Regions from separate parts of the Homo sapiens genome. Here region 1 is linked to region 2. Evidence: read pairs that join two places in POLR2A ChIA-PET (ENCODE). Cell type or tissue: B cell. All regions are shown on one strand. Each heading gives the region's core, and the rest is flanking DNA. Links, peaks and the distances in the headings are about the cores only. Region 1 has its middle 31 kb from the start of PLCL2UT. Region 2 has its middle 12 kb from the start of DAZL.

Region 1 (4,400 bases), core at 228-4,227, 76 kb before region 2:
TCCCAGCTGAACCAGGAGGCATAGCTGGGCCAGGGAGAGTGCCACCTGTCTTTAGGCCTTACTGTAACCATTTTTTTTTAGAGCCTGGATTTTTTATAAAAGTATATAAGGAAAGTAAGATGAGTTTTGATAAAAAAAAAATAATAAGAAGGCATAGAAATGTGATTTTTGTTAAAGGGAAAGTAATTTTACCTGGTTTAGAGGATTTTTATTATTTTTAATTAAAGAAGTAAAAACAGTGTCAAGTAAAGCTATATGAATATAGAAAGGTGAAAAAGAATGTAAATTTTTGTCCTAAGGTACAATGACAGGACAAAACTGAAGGTTTAAGCAAGTTATAGAAAGTTTATGAAATTGAGCTTGTGAAAGGAATTCTGTGTGTGCTTAAATTGGCTAAAATGTAAAAGGGATTATTTAGTTTTCCTATAAGTTAAGCATTAATATCAAAAGCACACCGATGTGAGAGTCTGGGCCCCTGTGTCAGACTAACAGGGTTTTATTTGTTTGTTTCTTTTCTGTAGGGTCGATCCACTCTATAACAAAAGATTGAAAAAGTTTTTTAAAGGCTTATGGAAATCTTACCTTGTGGTCTAACTGATTGAGATTGGACGGTTTTGTTTATTTATAAGGTTTTATGAAAAATTAGCTTTAAGTCATTGTTCTCCTAAGGCAGGAAATGGCTGTGATTCCTGATCTGAAGAGTTTTATCTTGGGTAGTACTGGTTTCCAGTGATCGACGGTTTAGGTACACAGGATTTGGAAAAGGAGTAAAATGGATTATGTTGGCCTCCACCAACTAGAGCAGGACAGGCTGAAAGAATTGTTGACAAAAGGAAAAATAAGAAGGGAAGACAGAGTATTTGGTTTGATGGAAGGGCTATGACAGTGAGGATCACACTTGGAAACCAGAGTGCCATCTCGTGAAACATGAGGAATGCAGACACCACGTCAAAAAGCAGAAAGAGAGCACACTGACCAGAACAAATAGCACTCTCCAAACAATGCTAGGAAATAAATCTCCAGATCCACCAACAGAAGCTTTGATAAGACCTCTCCTAAGTCACTAGAGATTGGCAAACACTATGAGTCTAAAAACAGCCAGTTGTTTGCTGCTACCCAGAAGTTCAGGAAAAACACAGCTCCATCTCTCTCTAGCTGGAAGAATATTGACCTAGCAAAGTCAAGTATCAAGATATTTGTGTTTATGAGCCCCATTAAGAGCAGGACCACAGAGAATGGCTTTCAGAACAAGAGCCCCCAGAAACTGGACCCTGTTGAGCAGGGTCAGGAGAATATGGTGGTGACTGAATAGCCAGTTGGAGCTATAGAATAGCGGCTGGAGAATAGTAAGTTGGAGCTTTATTGGACCCCTGTGCATAGAGCAGGTCAGGATGGGAAACAGGCCCTGAATACACCCACTAGTGCCTCAGGTGTCTGGCCCCATGACTACAGCCATGACCAGGGCCCTAGTTGTTAATGGGAAAGGTACGAGGCAGAGGTTGCAGTGAGCTGAGATGGCACCACAGTATTCCAGCCTGGGCAACAGAGTGAGACTCTGTCTCAAAAAAAAAAAAAAAAAAAAAAAAGAGAAATCCAAAGTGCTTTGAGCACAGCCGCTGCTGAAAACAGCAAGCTTATGCTACTCAGTGCCATTGGCAGTGCCTTCTGTTGTGCACTTGACTTTATTTATTTTATATAGCATTCAACAAATGACAGCAAAAGAGAAAGCACTAGAACAGCAGAAGCTACCAGAAACTTTGTGAATACTTTCATACAGTTTCAGAAATCTATTATTGTAGTAGTCAATGGCCCAGCCATTAGGCTAAGCGCATCTATATTGCCTCTTTGCAATGTGGTCTGTACTAATGAAAAGGCTTGGTTTCCACCGCTCTTTACTATCTTTGGACAGAATCCAGATGGCTGTTCTACCATTGTTTCCTAAAGTAATGGAAGGGGCATTTGCAAATGAGATATTGCTCAGTGGGCAGAAGATGACCACACAGGAAGCCTGTGGTAAAGGTCTGGTAGCCCAGGTATTTTGGCCCGGGACCTTCACCCAGGAAGTTATGATTTGAATTACGGAGTTTGCCTCATGTAATCCAGTTGTGCTTGAGGAATCCGAAGCCCTTGTGTGCCGCAACATGAAGATGGAGTTGGAGCAGGCCAATGAGAGGGAGTGCAAAGTGCTGAAGAAAATCTGGGGCTTGGCCAAACTGATGGACTCCATGTTAAAGTGCTTGCAGAGGAAAATTGATGAGTTGTGACCGTTAAGCTGCCAGCTGATGTCACTGGGATGGGCTGAGCAGAAGAACATCATTGGTTTCCCTAATCCATTCTTGCAGCCTGAAATAAGCTCACGCATAGTTCATGCTTGGAAGCAGGACTGGAAATACCCAAGTTATTTATTATCAAGAAGTTTTTAAGTACTGTAGCTTTAAAATAAGTAACTACAAAGCTGCTTTGTCCACACAAGTGTAAAAGTATAATGGTGAGCACTAGACTGCTCTTGGAAGCTCTAATTTTCGTTTTCTTTGGCTAGTACAATATAAAAAAATGGAATTCTGTTTTATTAGTTTTGAATTGCAGAAAAGTCTAGAGTAATGTTTGATAATGTTTTTCTCATCTTTTTCTTCTAGAATACAGAATCTAAAGGGGTATCAGCCAGCCTCCCTAACACAGAGATACAGAATGTCTGAGGTATTGCCTTTGTCTCCAAGAAGGTACAAATACTTCAGAGATGGGAAATTCTAAATCAAAAGTGAGACTTAGCTTGTAAGATAAATCTTTCTGATTAAAAATCCACTGGCGAGCACACCCCTAAACCAAACATATGCTTAGGATTCATGCTGAGATACCAATTGGTTTCCTCTTCTTTTTTAAATATGTCCAGCTCTTTCCCAGTTAGCATGAAGAAACCACTGTCTCTCTAAAAGAAAGCTTGTTTTGTAATATTAGTGAATCACTAAATAGCTTAATCTTGAATATCTAAGTTATGTTAGTCTTACCAAGCTTTAAATAGTTTTTCTGACCCTTAAAAAAAAAATAAAAAATAAAAAATAACTCCAAAGTGCCTTTTATTACTGGGTCAGAAATATTACCTTATATGCAGTTTTCATTTTCTATTTGCAGATATGACTAATGTATTACATCAAAATAAAGTATTTTTATGTTTATAAAATGCAATTTTGAGGTTCACTTAGAATATATTTTATTTAATAAGTTAAAGTTCTTTTAACATAGTATTAGTTGCAGAAACTCCTTTCAAAACAAAAAAAGAACTACCTTATTTTCAACTTTTAATGTTCTTGGCCTCTGCTTTTATGTCTATACAATATACTAATACAATATGGCGTCCAAGAGTGCCCTGTGTGGGTAGACAAGTGAATTCCTTCCAGGAGTGAGTACTCATTCCAGACTACAGATGCTTACTGTATTAGTCTGTTCTCACGCTGCTAATAAAGACATAACTGAGACTGGGTAATTTATAAAGGAAAGAAGTTTAATGAACTCACAGTTCCACATGGCTGTGGAGGCCTCACAATCATGGCAGATGGCAAAGGAGAAGCAAAGCCATGTCCTACATGGCAGCAGGCAAGAGTGCTTGTGCAGAGGAACTCCTATTTATAAAACCATCAGATCTCATAGGACTTATTCACTACCACAAGAACAGTATGGGGAGAACTGTCCCCAAGATTCAGTTATCTCCACCCGGCCCCACCCTTGACACATAGGGATTATGACAATTCAAGGTGAGATTTGGGTGGGTATATAGCCAAACCATATCACTTATTATTAGTTAGGCTTCTGAGTTTGCAATCATATTGAATGTATGAAGAGTGAAAAAAAATCAAAACCTTATTTCTGTACAATGTTGAAGTTTATACTCAGAACTGACCACCACCCCAGCCATGCAAAGTGCTGTACAGTGTGTAAATCTACCTTTACCTTGGATTGATGGGTACAGTAGTTTTGCATCTGTGGGGCCTACCTTTTCATTCAGTAGTTTGAACTATATATAAACTGCATAATCTGTAAAGTTTTTATAGAATAAGTATTCAGCTGTGAAAACTGGTTAAATCAAACTAACATTTCTTACACACAAACACATATACATATACATACATACATACAATTAGCTTTTAATAATACACTAAATACAAAGGTAAATTTGGTTTTCTCTTTTGAACAAGATTTTCATGTAACATTAAGAGAGAATAAAATGTTTTTGTTTACCTTGTAATCCAAAATTAAAATTCTAAGCCCTCAGCTGACTAAATGGATCCCTCTCTTGCAAGGTGGTCCCAAAGAAACCTGAAAAACTAGCTCAGGTGTGATGGGAAGGGAAAGCTGGACAGGCCTCGTTATACCCTCCTCTCTTTGGAATTTAGGCACAACCAACC
Region 2 (4,400 bases), core at 284-4,283:
AATCAGGAACTATTGATTCTTGGGCTCTTAATTAAAATCCTAATGAAAGAGAATCTGATTGATTCAGCTTGGGTTAATGTTTATTCCCATCTAATCAGTTGTGGTCAGTAGAAAGAGGTCATGTGGCATCCTGAGTTACCCAAAGAGTAACAGGATTGGTGCCTATGTTATAGCCATTCCCTCTTCTCCTTTGATAATAGAACACCACTTCTGGCAGGAATGTACCCAATCCCAGGAGATGAATCATAGCTGGTCCAAGTCAATTATGATAAGTGCAATTTCCTTCTGCCAGATATGTACTTACTCAGAATCCCTCCAAGCTTGGACACATCACATATTTCTGGCCAATGAGACATAAAAGAAAGCCAAGGGAAGGTTTTCTTCCAAAATAGTAAGTTGTAGGAAAAGAGTTCCTTCCTTCCATACTCTTGACTCTGCTGCATGAATGTAAGTCATGCTTTGTGGTACTAACTGATTCCCAGAGATGGCAATTCAGAGCCATGTATCATTGAGCCTCGACACCAGCACTAAATTAACATGAAGTATCATGTTAATTTAGTTTTTTTTTTAGTCAGTATTATTTGATTACTTTTAGTTAGGCATTCTGTTACTTAGATCCAAAAAGCATCTAAACTGGTAGGTATCTCTTCTGGGGCTCTAGCAGGCATAGATTCTTTCAGAAGGAGATATGAAGACAAGAAGGAAATTGTTGACACTTCTGGTGTAGTTCTTCCTGTGGCAGGCATGATGTTAAGTACCATATACCTATCTTTCCAGCTATCCTATCTTTTACCTAAGAAGTAAAGGTATCCTTACCTCTAAGGTGAAATCAATATTGTCCCCACTTTACAGATGAGAAAATGGAGCTTCAGAGAGGGTGAGTACATTGCCCAGTGTCATTAAGTGCAGTGCTAGGGACAATGCTAACCCAACGCAAATCCAAACACTTTTCCCACTTTCATACGTATTGCCATCCAAAATGGCACATTACATACTGTGGATACTGAAATGGCTACCAGAGGGGAAGATAAACTGGACAAGACAGAAAATTTCACAAAGAAGGGAAAACTTGACTGGACTTTCAATAAGAGGTAGAATTCAGAGAATAAAAGCAAAGCAGGAAGGACATTTTAAATGGAAAGAACACAGAAGGCTGTATGAGAAGGCAATGCTGGTTAGACTGATGAGGGCTAGATAGGATGGGGTCATATATTGAAGGGTTGTAAGAGCCAGCTTAAACTTAAAGCTTATATTCAATATAATAAAATTGGTACTAGGGAACCCTGGAAGGTTTCTGAGCAGAGCAGAAAAGCAATATATTGACAGTAGTGTTTGATAGAGTTTTAAGGTGGCATGAATACCGGTAATACAGGTATTGGAATATTCCAAAATAAAAAGAACATGACCTGGTTTTCTTTTAACCAAGGATATGTGTTATTGTCTAAAAGAAAGTGGTGAAATGGAAAGGAAGATTTGTTAGAGAATCCATTTAAAGAACTTGTTGGCCTGGCATGATGGCTTATGCCTGTAATCCTAACACTTTGGGATGCAAAGGTTGAGGACTGCTTGAGACCAGGAGTTCAAGACCAACCTGAGCAACACAGTAAGATCCCATATTAGTCCATTTTCATACTGCTATAAAGAACCGGCCAAGACTGGGTAATTTATAAAGGAAAGACGTTTAATTGACTCATGGATCAGCATGGCTGGAGAGGCCTCAGGAAACTTACAATTATGGCAGAAGGCAAAGGGGAAGCAAGGCACCTTCTTCACAAGGTAGCAGAAAGGAGAAGTGCCAAGTGAAAGGGGAAGAGTCCCTTATAAAACCATCAGATCTCATGAGAACCCACTGACTATTATGAGAACAGCATGGGGAAACTGCCCCCCATGTTTCAATCACCTCCACCTGGTCTCTCCCTTGACACATGGGGATTATGGGGATTACAATTCAAGATGAGATTTGGATGGAGACACAAAGCCTAACCATATCATTCCGTCCCTGGCTCCTTCCAAATCTCATGTCCTTTTCACATTTCAAAACTAATCATGCCTTCCCAACAGTCCCCCAAAGTCTTAATTCATTCCAGCATTTAACCCAAAAGTCCAAGTTCAAAGTTGCATCTGAGACAAGGCAAGTCTCGCCTATGAGCCTGTAAAATCAAAAGCAAGTTAGTTACTTCCTAGATACAATGGGGGTACAAGCATTGAGTAAATACATCAATTCCAAATGGGAGAAATTGGCCAAAATGAAGATGCAGCAGACCCCATGCAAGTCTGAAGTCTGCAGGGCAGTCAAATCTTAAGCTCTGAAGTGATCTCCTTTGATTCCATGTCTCATATCTAGATCATGCTGATGCAAGAGATGGGTTCCCATGGCCTTGGGCAGCTCTGCCCCTATGACTTTGCAGGGTACAACCCCTCTCCTGGCTGCTTACACAGGCTGGCATTGAGTGTCTTTTCCAGGAACACAGTGCAAGCTGTCGGTGGATCTACCATTCTGGGGTCTGGAGGACAGTGGCTCTCTTCTCACACCTCTACTAGGCAGTGCTCCAGTGGGGACTATGTAGGGGCTTCAACCCCACATTTCTCTTCTGCACTGCCCTGGCAGAGGTTCTCCACGAGAGCTCCACCCCTGCAGCAAACTTCCTCCTGGGCATCCAGGCATTTCCATACATCCTCTGAAATCTAGGCAGAGGTTCCCAAACCTCAGTTCTCGACTTCTGTGTACCCACAGGCTCAATACCACGTGTTGCTTGTGGCTGGCACCCTCTGAAGCAATAGCCTGAACTCTATGTTATCCCCTTTTAGCCATGGCTGGAACGCAGGGCACCAAGTCCCAAGACTGCCCAAAGCAGCTAGGCCCTGGGCCCAGCCCACAAAAACATTTTTTCCTCCTAGGGCTCCAGGCCTGTAATGGGAGGTGCTGCTATGAAGTTCTCTGACATGCCCTGGAAACATCTTCTCCACTGTCTTGGCAATTAACATTTGGCTTCTTGTTACTTATGCAAATTTCTGCAGCTGGCTTAAATTTCTCTTCAGAAAATGGGTTTTTCTTTTCTATCGCATCATGAGGTTACACATTTTCCAAACTTTTACACTCCACTTCCCTTTTAAACATAAGTTCCAATTCCAAACCATCTCTTTATGAATGCATAAAACTGAATGCTTTTAGGAGCATCCAAGTCAATTCTTGAACACATTGCTGCTGAGAAATTTCTGCCACTAGATACCCTATATCATCTCCTTCGAGATCAAAGTTCCACAGATCTCTAGGACAGGGGAAAAATGAATGCTGCCAGTCTCTTCGCTAAAGTATAGCAATAGTCACCTTTATTCTGGTTCCCAACAAGTTCCTCATCTCCATCTGAGACCACTTCAGCCTGGACTTCATTGTCCATATCACTATCGGCATTTTGGTCAAAGGCATTCAACAAGTCTCTAGGAAGTTCCAAACTTTCCCACATTTCCCTGTCTTCTCTGAGCCCTCCAAACTGTTCTAACCTCTGCCTGTTACCCAGTTCCAAAGTTGCTTCCACATTTTTGGGTATCTTTATAGCAGAACCCCACCCTCTGCAGTACCAACTTACTGTATTAGTCCATTTTCATACTACTATAAAGAACTGCCTAAGACTGGGTAATTTATAAAGCAAAGAGGTCTAATTGACTCACAGTTTAGCATGGCTGGAGAGGCCTCAGGAAACTTACAATCATGGTGGCAGGTGAAGGGGAGGCAAGGCACCTTCTTCACAAGGCAGCAGGAAAAAGTGCCAAGTGAAGGTGGAATAATCCCTTATAAAACCATCAGATCTTATGAGAAGTCACTACCATGAGAATGTCATGGGGGAAACTGTCCCCTGTGATTCAATTACCTCCACCTGGTCTCTCCCTTGACATGCAGGGTTATGGGGATTACAACTCAAGATGAGATTTGGGTGAGGACACAAAGCCTAACCATATTAGACCCCATCTCTACAAAAAATACAAAAACAAAATTAACTGGACATGGTGGCATGCACCCATAGGTCCTATCTACTTGGGAGGCTGAGGTGGGAGGATCCCTTGAGCCCAGGAATTTGAGACTATAGTGAGCTATGACAACATCACTGTACTCCAGCCCAGGTGACAGAACAAGACCCATCTCTTTAAAACAAAACAAAATAAAACTTGTTGACTGACTAGATATGGGAAATAACAAAAAAAGTTTCCCTCAACTTCCTTCCTTTTTTTTAAAAAAAGTATGTATATTATCTCTGTGTCTGGTCTTTCTTTATTCCATGATTTTCCTTTGACTGTATTCTCTTCTTTAGTCCTTTCACTTCCTCGTACTTGCTCATGCTGGCTGAAATGCTAGCTGCAGGTACACAAAGTTTTTGCCAAAAAAGTTTTGAAATTGTGGACTT

The links. Peaks named below come from ENCODE experiments on the same cell type or tissue, not always from the same donor. Only the 100,000 strongest peaks of a DNase experiment are listed, where the experiment ranks them.
Region 1: POLR2A ChIA-PET joins it to region 2 with 5 read pairs; 2 of 35 experiments call an interaction of 5 or more read pairs at or near these places.

What each region holds. Positions count from the first base shown.
Region 1 is chr3:16,690,609-16,695,008 of GRCh38, reverse strand. It overlaps the pseudogene LOC124905414 and the pseudogene CDYLP1. Among named protein-coding and RNA genes, the nearest start is that of PLCL2UT, 31 kb to the left of the region's middle. In B cell, for the core only: no CTCF peak of the experiment used is centred there; no DNase peak of the experiment used is centred there; H3K27ac peaks cover 890 bases.
Region 2 is chr3:16,614,758-16,619,157 of GRCh38, reverse strand. No RefSeq gene overlaps it. Among named protein-coding and RNA genes, the nearest start is that of DAZL, 12 kb to the right of the region's middle. In B cell, for the core only: no CTCF peak of the experiment used is centred there; a DNase peak (open chromatin) is centred at 1,797.